Regions from separate parts of the Homo sapiens genome. Here region 1 is linked to region 2. Evidence: read pairs that join two places in POLR2A ChIA-PET (ENCODE). Cell type or tissue: A673. All regions are shown on one strand.

Region 1 (5,000 bases), 110 kb before region 2:
CCTTAGCTTCCCAAAGTGCTGGGATTACAGGCATGAGCCACCATGCTAGGCCAATTTTTTTTTTTCTTGTTGCCCAGGCTGGAGTGTAGTAGTGCGATCACGGCTCACTGCAGCCTTGACCTTTTGGGCTCAAGCCATCCTCCCATCTCAGCCTGCTGAGTAGCTGGGACCACATCACATGCCTGGCTAATTTATTTTTTTGTAGAAACAGGGTCTCACATGTTGCACAGGCTAGTCTTGAACTCCTGGGCTCAAGCAATCCTCCTGCCTCAGCCTCCCAAAGTGCCCCAGCTCATCCCATTACAGGCATGAGCCACCCTGCTGGGCCTAGAACATCTTGAATTACTTGCCTACCTATGCTGTGCCCCACTGTCGATAATGCCAAAATCTAGCTCAAGAGTCTCCTCTGCACGGCCTTTTCAAAGCCCTCTTTCCACTATTGCCCGTAGGCACTTTGAGACCCTGAGGTTATTAGTCATGACTGCCTTTGTGTCGTCTGTGTGCCTTTTCTCACTGCTCAGTAGTTGTTTGATGACATGGTAGTTTCTCAGCTTCTCTCTATCCCAGTGGAGCATACAAGTTTAGTACATGTTTAAATTAATAAATAATAATTCCTTTGCATTTCTAAGGCATTTTGTTGTTTATATATTATTGCATTCTTCCTTCAACTATGTGAAGTATGTAGCACACATGGTTTTTAACATTTTTTATTTTTATCAGGCAAGGCTATTAAGTATTTTTTTTTTTTTTTAGCAGGGTCTGGCTCTGTCACCCAGGCTGTCGTGCAGTGCTGAGATCTTGGCTCACTGCAACCTCTACCTCCCTGGCTCAAGCCATCCTCCTACCTCAGCCTCCTGAGTAGCTGGGACTACAGTTGTCTGCCAACATGCCTGGTTAATTTTTTTTTTTTTTTAAGAGATGGGGTTTTGCCATCTTGCCCAGGCTGGTCTTGAACTCTTGGGCTCAAGCCGTCCTCCTGCCTCTGCCTTCCAAAGTGCTGGGATTACAGGCATGAGCCACTGTGCCTGGCCAAGGCTACTAAGTCTTAAAGCTGTGGTTCTTGAATAACCTGGGGAGCTTTTAATAGAAGTCCTGATAGCCCAGACCAATTAAGTCTTAATCTCTAGAGGTCAGGCCTGGGTAGTTAGTATTTTTTAAAAGCATCACTGTTGAATCTGTTGTGCAGCTACAGATAATTACTGTTGTGGAGTTTGACTTATCATGAAGTCTTAGTGGTGGTGTAGTCAAGACTAGAATCCAGGTCTTTTGACTCCTATTCTACTGCCTTTTCCTCTGCACTTTGAACTTTCACAGGAACCAGAAGCACTGCAGAGAGAGAGAATGCCTTGGTATAGATGCCAGTGTTTTCAGTTTTTGGAGGTGCTGTAGTATAAACATTGAATTTAGAGTTGGGACCATGTTTCTGTTTTGGCTCTGCATTTATTATTTTATTTTATTTTTGAGATGGAGCTCGCTCTGACGCCCAGGCTGGAGTGCAGTGGCGTGATCTCTCACTGCAAACTCCGTCTCCTGGGTTCACACCATTCTCCTGCCTCAGCCTCTCGAGTAGCTGGGACTACAGGCGCCCGCCACCATGCCTGGCTAATTTTGTTTTTGTATTTTTAGCAGAGATGGGTTTCACTGTGTTAGCCAAGATGGTATCCATCTCCTGATCTCGTGATCCACCCGCCTCGGCCTCCCAAAGTGCTGGGATTACAGGCGTGTGGCTCTGCATTTATTAACTGTGGATTAATAACTACTTGAGTCTGTTCTCTCTTTAAAAGTAAGGACACTACTGTAATTTCTAAAGCTTATTGTGGGGATCAAGTTAAGTAATATGTTAAAGGATTTTTGTAAAGTATAAAGTGCTTTTTAAAACTTATTTTTACTCAGTTTTAACCTAGTGCGTTTATTAGCTTGCTTTTCTTGGGATCTATAAGTTACACAAGAAATATATAAATATGGTCTCACAGAAATCGTCAAATAACACAAAATTATGCAGAATAATGCCCAGAGGTCACTGTTAGTTGCATACTTTTAATCCTTTGGTATGCATGTAAGTGCATAAATATGTATGTATGTGACATACATTTTTTTGGTTGTCTTAACATAAATAGTAATACTTTGTGTGTTTGTGCCTTTTTATTTTAAACTTAACAGCATGTCTTCGATCATTCCATGTAAGGATATATAAACTTCTCTCATTCTTTTAATAGCTGTATACATTTTTTCATATATTCCCATTGGATGGACGTTTAGCCTGTTTCTAATTTTTCACTTTTATAAAAAAGCTAATGAACATTCATTGCTTTTTTTTTTTTTTTTTTCCCGATATGGAGTCTCGCTGTGTCTCCCAGGCTGGAGTGCAGTGGCGCGATCTCTGCTCACTGTAAACTCCGCCTCCCGGGTTTCTGCCATTCTCCTGCCTCAGCCTCTCTAGTAGCTGGGACTACAGGCGCCCGCCACCGCGCCCGGCTAATTTTTTTGTATTTTTTACTGGAGACGGGGTTTCACCGTGTTAGCCAGGATGGTCTCGATCTCCTGACCTCGTGATCTGCCCGCCTCGGCCTCCCAAAGTGCTGGGATTACAGGTGTGAGCCACCGTGCCCGGCCTTTTTTTTTTTTTTTTTGGAGACAGGTTTGCTCTTGTTTCTCAGGCTGGAGTGCAATGGCGCCATCTTGGCTCACTGCAACCTCTGCCTCCGGGGTTCAAGCGATTCTCCTGCCTCAGCCTCCTGAGTAGCTGGGATTACAGGCGCCCACTACCACGTCTGACTAGTTTTTGGGTTTTTAGTAGAGACGGGGTTTCACCATGTTGGCCAGGCTGGTCTCGAACTCCTCACCTCAGGTAACTCCCCTGCATCGGCCTCCCAAAGTGCTGGGACTACAGGCATGAGCCAGCGTGCCGGCCTTCCTTTTTTTTTTTTTTTTTTTAATTAAAACATTAGTTAATTCTTATTAAAAGATTTATTTCCGGGGCATTGGGGGTTAAGTAGTAAATGTCTTCAGTGTGAAATCTTAAACCTTTTTTACTCAAGTCAGAATAGAACTTAGACTTTTTCGTTGTTGTTAGAAAATATACTAGACCTTTTCTGGGGCAGCTTTTATGTTTTTTGTACATTTTGTTTGTTTTATTTTTGTGGTATTCTTTTTTTTTTTTTCTTTCTTTTTTTTTTTTATTATACTTTAAGTTTTAGGGTACATGTGCACATTGTGCAGGTTAGTTACATATGTATACATGTGCCATGCTGGTGCACTGCACCCACTAACTCGTCATCTAGCCTTAGGTATATCTCCCAATGCTATCCCTCCCCGCTCCCCCCACCCCACCACAGTCCCCAGAGTGTGATATTCCCCTTCATGTGTCCATGTGATCTCATTGTTCAATTCCCACCTATGAGTGAGAATATGCGGTGTTTGGTTTTTTGTTCTTGCGATAGTTTACTGAGAATGATGATTTCCAATTTCATCCATGTCCCTACAAAGGACATGAACTCATCATTTTTTATGGCTGCATAGTATTCCATGGTGTATATGTGCCACATTTTCTTAATCCAGTCTATCATTGTTGGACATTTGGGTTGGTTCCAAGTCTTTGCTATTGTGAATAATGCGGCAATAAACATACGTGTGCATGTGTCTTTATAGCAGCATGATTTATAGTCATTTGGGTATATACCCAGTAATGGGATGGCTGGGTCAAATGGTATTTCTAGTTCTAGATCCCTGAGGAATCGCCACACTGACTTCCACAATGGTTGAACCAGTTTACAGTCCCACCAACAGTGTAAAAGTGTTCCTATTTCTCCACATCCTCTCCAGCACCTGTTGTTTCCTGACTTTTTAATGATTGCCATTCTAACTGGTGTGAGATGATATCTCATAGTGGTTTTGATTTGCATTTCTCTGATGGCCAGTGATGATGAGCATTTTTTCATGTGTTTTTTGGCTGCATAAATGTCTTCTTTTGAGAAGTGTCTGTTCATGTCCTTCGCCCACTTTTTGATGGGGTTGTTTGTTTTTTTCTTGTAAATTTGTTTGAGTTCATTGTAGATTCTGGATATTAGCCCTTTGTCAGATGAGTAGGTTGCGAAAATTTTCTCCCATTTTGTAGGTTGCCTGTTCACTCTGATGGTAGTTTCTTTTGCTGTGCAGAAGCTCTTTAGTTTAATTAGATCCCATTTGTCAATTTTGCCTTTTGTTGCCATTGCTTTTGGTGTTTTGGACATGAAGTCCTTGCCCATGCCTATGTCCTGAATGGTAATGCCTAGGTTTTCTTCTAGGGTTTTTATGGTTTTAGGTCTAACGTTTAAATCTTTAATCCATCTTGAATTGATTTTTGTATAAGGTGTAAGGAAGGGATCCAGTTTCAGCTTTCTACATATGGCTAGCCAGTTTTCCCAGCACCATTTATTAAATAGGGAATCCTTTCCCCATTGCTTGTTTTTCTCAGGTTTGTCAAAGATCAGATAGTTGTAGGTATGCGGCATTATTTCTGAGGGCTCTGTTCTGTTCCATTGATCTATATCTCTGTTTTGGTACCAGTACCATGCTGTTTTGGTTACTGTAGCCTTGTAGTATAGTTTGAAGTCAGGTAGTGTGATGCCTCCAGCTTTGTTCTTTTGGCTTAGGGTTGACTTGGCGATGCGGGCTCTTTTTTGGTTCCATATGAACTTTAAAGTAGTTTTTTCCAATTCTGTGAAGAAAGTCATTGGTAGCTTGATGGGGATGGCATTGAATCTGTAAATTACCTTGGGCAGTATGGCCATTTTCACGATATTGATTCTTCCTATCCATGAGCATGGAATGTTCTTCCATTTGTTTGTGTCCTTTTTTATTTCATTGAGCAGTGGTTTGTAGTTCTCCTTGAAGAGGTCCTTCACATCCCTTGTAAGTTGGATTCCTAGGTATTTTATTCTCTTTGAAGCAATTGTGAATGGGAGTTCACTCATGATTTGGCTCTCTGTTTGTCTGTTGTTGGTGTATAAGAATGCTTGTGA
Region 2 (5,000 bases):
AGACTCTGTCTTGGGGGAAAAAAGTGTGAGTTAAGGACTTGCTGTGTGTCAGGGACTGCCTTGGGGGCTGGAGGCACATCCTCGAACAAGACAGGGTCCTTTCCCTCTAGATGCTTACATTTTAAGGACAGAAGACAGGGAAACAAACAGAGAGAGGTGACAGGAATTACTGTTAGATTGGATATGGAGTTACAAATGGGAAAGCCAAGGACAACTTACTCATTTGGCCTGAGTGGCTGTGTGGATGGTAGTAGTGGTTATTGGTCTGGTGGACAGAACAGGTTGGGAGTTGGATGATCCACATTCTGTTAAGTTTGACGTGCTTGGGAGAGATGTTATCTAGAGTTTTACATTTCAAAGTCTTCAGTCTCTGGATGGCATTTAAATCTTTGGGACTGGGTGAGGTCAGCTAATTATTGAATTTAGATAGAAAAGATAGGAGTGCTAGAGACCAGGCCTACCTGACTCCAAGCCCTGGGGCCCAACATTTGGAGGTTGGGTAGAGGAGGAAGGTAGAAGCAGTTCAGGGCCTCTTGTGTTTGTATCGTACCTTCATACACGTAAGGGTTAATAAATATCTTTTAAAATAATGCTAAGTGCCAGGTGCTGAGAGATGAGAGCACTCTTCAGGGACCACCTCCTCCTGCGAAGTGCATGGATGCCCACCACCCTCACTGCTTTGGGTCAGGCAGCCTCCGTCTAGACTCTCATGTCCTTCTGTGTCAGCTGGTTGACTTGAATATTGATCAAGAGTCAGTTTTGTTTGTAGCAAACCCTGTTTTGGTCAGTAGGACTTGTTGTAATTGCGTAATTAAAATGTTATGTTATCTGATTAAATCAGTATTATTTTTCTACAAAAATATGTTAAATACTTTGGAAAGCTTCCAAAGGCAAGCCTCAAAAAAAAAAAAAATCCAAAAAACCACAAACTCAAAGCTGCTGTTATAATATGTTACGTGTGGTCATGATGACTATAAAAGATTGGGGGGAAATAATTAAACTACTCTAAGCATTCTCAGATTGCTTCTTGAGAGCTTTGAGTTTGTGCTATACTCTAATAAAAAGGGAAATTGAAAGTTGTCATGATGCTTTTTTGGGTGGTTTGTATAAGAATGACTAGACTAACAGTCATTCAGGAGACTGATTATTCTTACAAAAGGCCTTGTCCTTACATTACAAAGTTGGTTAATGAATGTATAACATGTTCAGTTTAAATAAAATGTCTGAGATATATAGTGTTTCTCAGTTTCCAAACCAAGTTTCCTATTATCTTGGTTAAGTGAGTTTTTACTATGTGAACTTTGTAAAAAATAATCATCTAGTATGTGCCAAGAGCCCTAAAAATGGTTATCTTGCTAATATTACTTCTGGGACTTTATTCTATGAAAACTTAAAAAAAAAAAAAAAAAAGCAGGGTCTTACTTGGTCACCCAGGCTGGAGTGCAGTAGTGTGATCATAGCTCACGGAAGCCTCACACTCCTGGGCTCAAATGATCGTCCCACCTTAGCTTTCTGAGTAGCTGGGACTATAGGCGTTAGCCACAGCACCTGGCTTAATTTTCCACTTAAAATGGGTGTTATTTCTCTAATTACATGATAATTATATTATAATAATGGATAACATGAAACTTTAAAGAGAGGCTTTTTAAATTTGGTTGCTGTTGAGTGTTGGTGCTTCATAGAATGACTAAGAGAGACCATGAATGAAAACAGTACACATTACTTTCAGCTTTCATATGTAAGTGTAATAAGATATAAACAAGATTACCTTTATTTAATTAAAGGTACATATAAAAATAAAATTGCTTTTATCTGTACAATAATTATAACATAATATATAACTGTAAGTCTAGAAATAAAATTACTTTTAATCTTCATAATCATTATTCATCATTTATAATAGTTATTACTCTTTATAATAACCAAGACAGTGGAACAAAGTGGAATTTTCCTGAGTTTAGAAATAGTTTCAGAAAGGTTTGTTCCCCCATCCCTTTTTACACAGCTAGTACTGGCAGAATTTGAGCCCAGATTTTCTGATTCAAATTTATTGGTCTTTTCATTTCTAGCACTGTTCTTTGGTTTTTTCTTCTGTAAAGTTAGGTGCGAAAAGGAGGAGTAGTGGGGATCTGCCTTAAAAATCCTATATGTGGAACTACTCATGGATAGAAAATAAAAGGTTAAACTGGATGAGATGTAAGTCTGTCTTCGAAACAGGAAGATCATTCTGGGCTTTCTCTTTTATATAATGGTACTTTAAAAATGCTGAGGAAGGATTTGGGTGATGTGGTCAAAGTGATGGGAGAAAAATAACTTGAGAACAGAAATGTTCTCAGAAGGAGTCTAGAACTATGTTTTCCAAATAAGTGCATTTGCTGAAGGACAGGAAGAAAATATTAGAGCTGTCATTAAGCTGTTCTAAGAAATAAGCTAAAATGTACTAATATTTAATATTTGATTGAAACTGGGAACCTTGCTCATGTCATCTGTCAGATGACAAGTGTCCTATTTTGAATGCAGCTATCCTGGGATTATGTGGAACTTCCATAGTGCAAAGGGTCCTGCATTCCCTTGTTTGCTTTCAGCCTGTTGTGACATGCTACATTTACTCATCAGACTTACAGATTATGTTAACCAGTTTTAATTAAAGCAACAGCTGCAAAATTGACACTTGGCTTATAAAGATTCCTACAGAGAATTATGGGTTGAAGGTAACGTAGATAATGCAAATAAAAATGAGCCGTAAATAGTTGGCAGAGCTGAGACTTCTCCCAGTACAAGCTATGATCAACTATGAAGTTAGCTGGAAAGTGAATTTTGTCTAAGAAAATTTAGTTATTTTACATGGAATTGTCAGGCACTTACAAAAATCCTCCAAACTGACGGTGATTCTGCTGTTGGCCAACTGGGAGTGTGCTGAGTGCTTCAGTGGACCAGTGGATAATGCCCACTGGGAGATACAGTCCTTTGCAAGTAATTGACTTTCTTTTCTAATTCATTCTATTCTGCAGCTGTTTGAGTATCTCTTAGGTCCAGGCACCATGCCAGGGTGATAAAGAAGACAAAGCCTATAAGGAGATCACAATATAAAAAGGTCTCAATCTTGTGCCAAAATTATAGAATGGGAATTATTTAGTTGTGAGGGATTTGTGGAGTAATCTCAGTTCAGCCCTGTCATTGTTCAGGTGAGGACATCTCTGCTGTGCACCACACTGCTCATCAGTCCCTCCTATCAGTACGTAGGACCCATCAGAATCCCTCCCCTGATTGGTATCTTCGGGCTTCACATAATAGCTTCCAGTTTTTCCTCTCTTCATTTGGCTATTTATAGTTGATTCTTAATTCTGATTTTCTAACTTGCATTTTTGCCAGTAGGCATTGCTAATATATTCCAGCCTGAAAAAAAACCCTTAAATTTCAGGCTGTAAATCGTGTAAAATGAATGAGTTTTCTTAAGAACATTTTGTGTGTGTAGGTGTGTGTGCATGTGTGAAATTCTGACTGTCAATTTTCTTTTGAATGTAGAATGTCTTTGCTGGCCACTCAGACTAATAGAAATAATAGCATCTTAGGCAACAGAAGGGAAAGCACTGCTGTGAAGGTGTCACTTGACATCCCTGTTTATTGTTGACATGTAATAAAAAACAGTGTTCCTTGTGCATGTGAGCCAAGGTTTGGTCATGTGTAACCAGGTGATTATTTTTAAGTACATGTCTGACAGAACACCAAGAAGTACCAGTCTTTAAAGAATGCTATAGCATATACTTCAGGCTTGAAATATTGTAATAAAAGCAGGTTTGTTAAAAGCTTATCTGTTCCTGCATACTGTTCTCCAGCAAGCTAAACACATCAAGAAGCAGTCTCTCCCATTTAGAAATAACCAGACTTTCCTTATGTTTGTAACTGATTTTTTTTTATTAATTGGTGAGAACAATGTTGTTGGAAAGTTTAGTGTATCTTTCCCCCTCCTCCTCTTTGTGATGATGGTGGTGGGGGATTAGGTAATACCTTCAAACAGTAGGATTTTTCCTTGTATTTGAAAACCAATACAAGTCACTGTCATAATTTTTGGCAAATTATGTCAGGAGTAGAGGAAAGGGAATTCTTCACCTATCTTGATGTTTCAATATTGGGAACATTTGAAAAATAGAGAAAATTAGAAAGAAAAAAATTATCCGTAGCTTCTCCATTAAAACAAAAATTCTGCTTTCAAAATGTCTTCCAATGTAACACATTTGTGGTTATTTTATGAATTGAATGGCCAGAGCTATGTACATAGGACACAGCTGAAAAAGGGAAGGCGCAGTCAGTGAAAGTGGAATGAGGGCAACATCCAAATTGCCCTTTTAATGGTTATTATTGTGTTTCCTTGAAAAAGGCTAAAATGCCTCCAGTGGAAGACTAATAGTATTTGGACAGAAAGAGTGCAGTGTTAAGAAATTATTTTATCATAGCATTTTGAACCAAGGCTGGATCATTTTTGTTTAACAGTGTAATTGAGAGCTGTTCCTCACTTTCATTTACTCCATTGAGGAAAGCATCATTTCTAGCAGGAGGTTTACAGTGAGGTAGGTCATATTTGGGCACGTTGTAGAGGCACCGCAGTTGTGGTGGTCTTGATGACACAGTGCAGATGCTCCTGCTGAAACTGGTTTCTGTGACCTTTTCCTTTTGTATACACACTCTTCAAGTTTTAAAACAAACTGTATGTGTATTGGGTGCTTCCTGTTGAGGAAATGAAGGAGGTATGTATAACCCGGTGGGGTAGAGATGGGCCTGGATTGTAGTGGACAAATTTTGGATGACTCCGAGTTCATGCATCTGTTTCCCGGATGTTTCACCTGCTTTGTAACATCAGTGTCTCAAAAGCCAGAAGCCAAATGGCAAGAACTGTTGGGCTCTGTTGAACATTAGCGTTCTTGCTGTTAAACAGTCATATTTTTGTGGCTGAACAGTTAACTTTGGAAAGAAATGGTTTTGTGGTATCTCTAAAAATATTT

Evidence for each region. Peaks named below come from ENCODE experiments on the same cell type or tissue, not always from the same donor. Only the 100,000 strongest peaks of a DNase experiment are listed, where the experiment ranks them.
Region 1: POLR2A ChIA-PET joins it to region 2 with 6 read pairs; 2 of 35 experiments call an interaction of 5 or more read pairs at or near these places.

Annotation. Positions count from the first base shown.
Region 1 is chr14:71,364,995-71,369,994 of GRCh38, forward strand. All of the region lies in intron 2 of SIPA1L1 (signal induced proliferation associated 1 like 1), which reads left to right. Among named protein-coding and RNA genes, the nearest start is that of SNORD56B, 31 kb to the right of the region's middle. In A673, no CTCF peak of the experiment used is centred here; no DNase peak of the experiment used is centred here.
Region 2 is chr14:71,471,457-71,476,456 of GRCh38, forward strand. The region is part of intron 2 of SIPA1L1 (signal induced proliferation associated 1 like 1); the gene reads left to right. Among named protein-coding and RNA genes, the nearest start is that of SNORD56B, 76 kb to the left of the region's middle. In A673, no CTCF peak of the experiment used is centred here; a DNase peak (open chromatin) is centred at 3,045; H3K4me3 peaks cover 660 bases.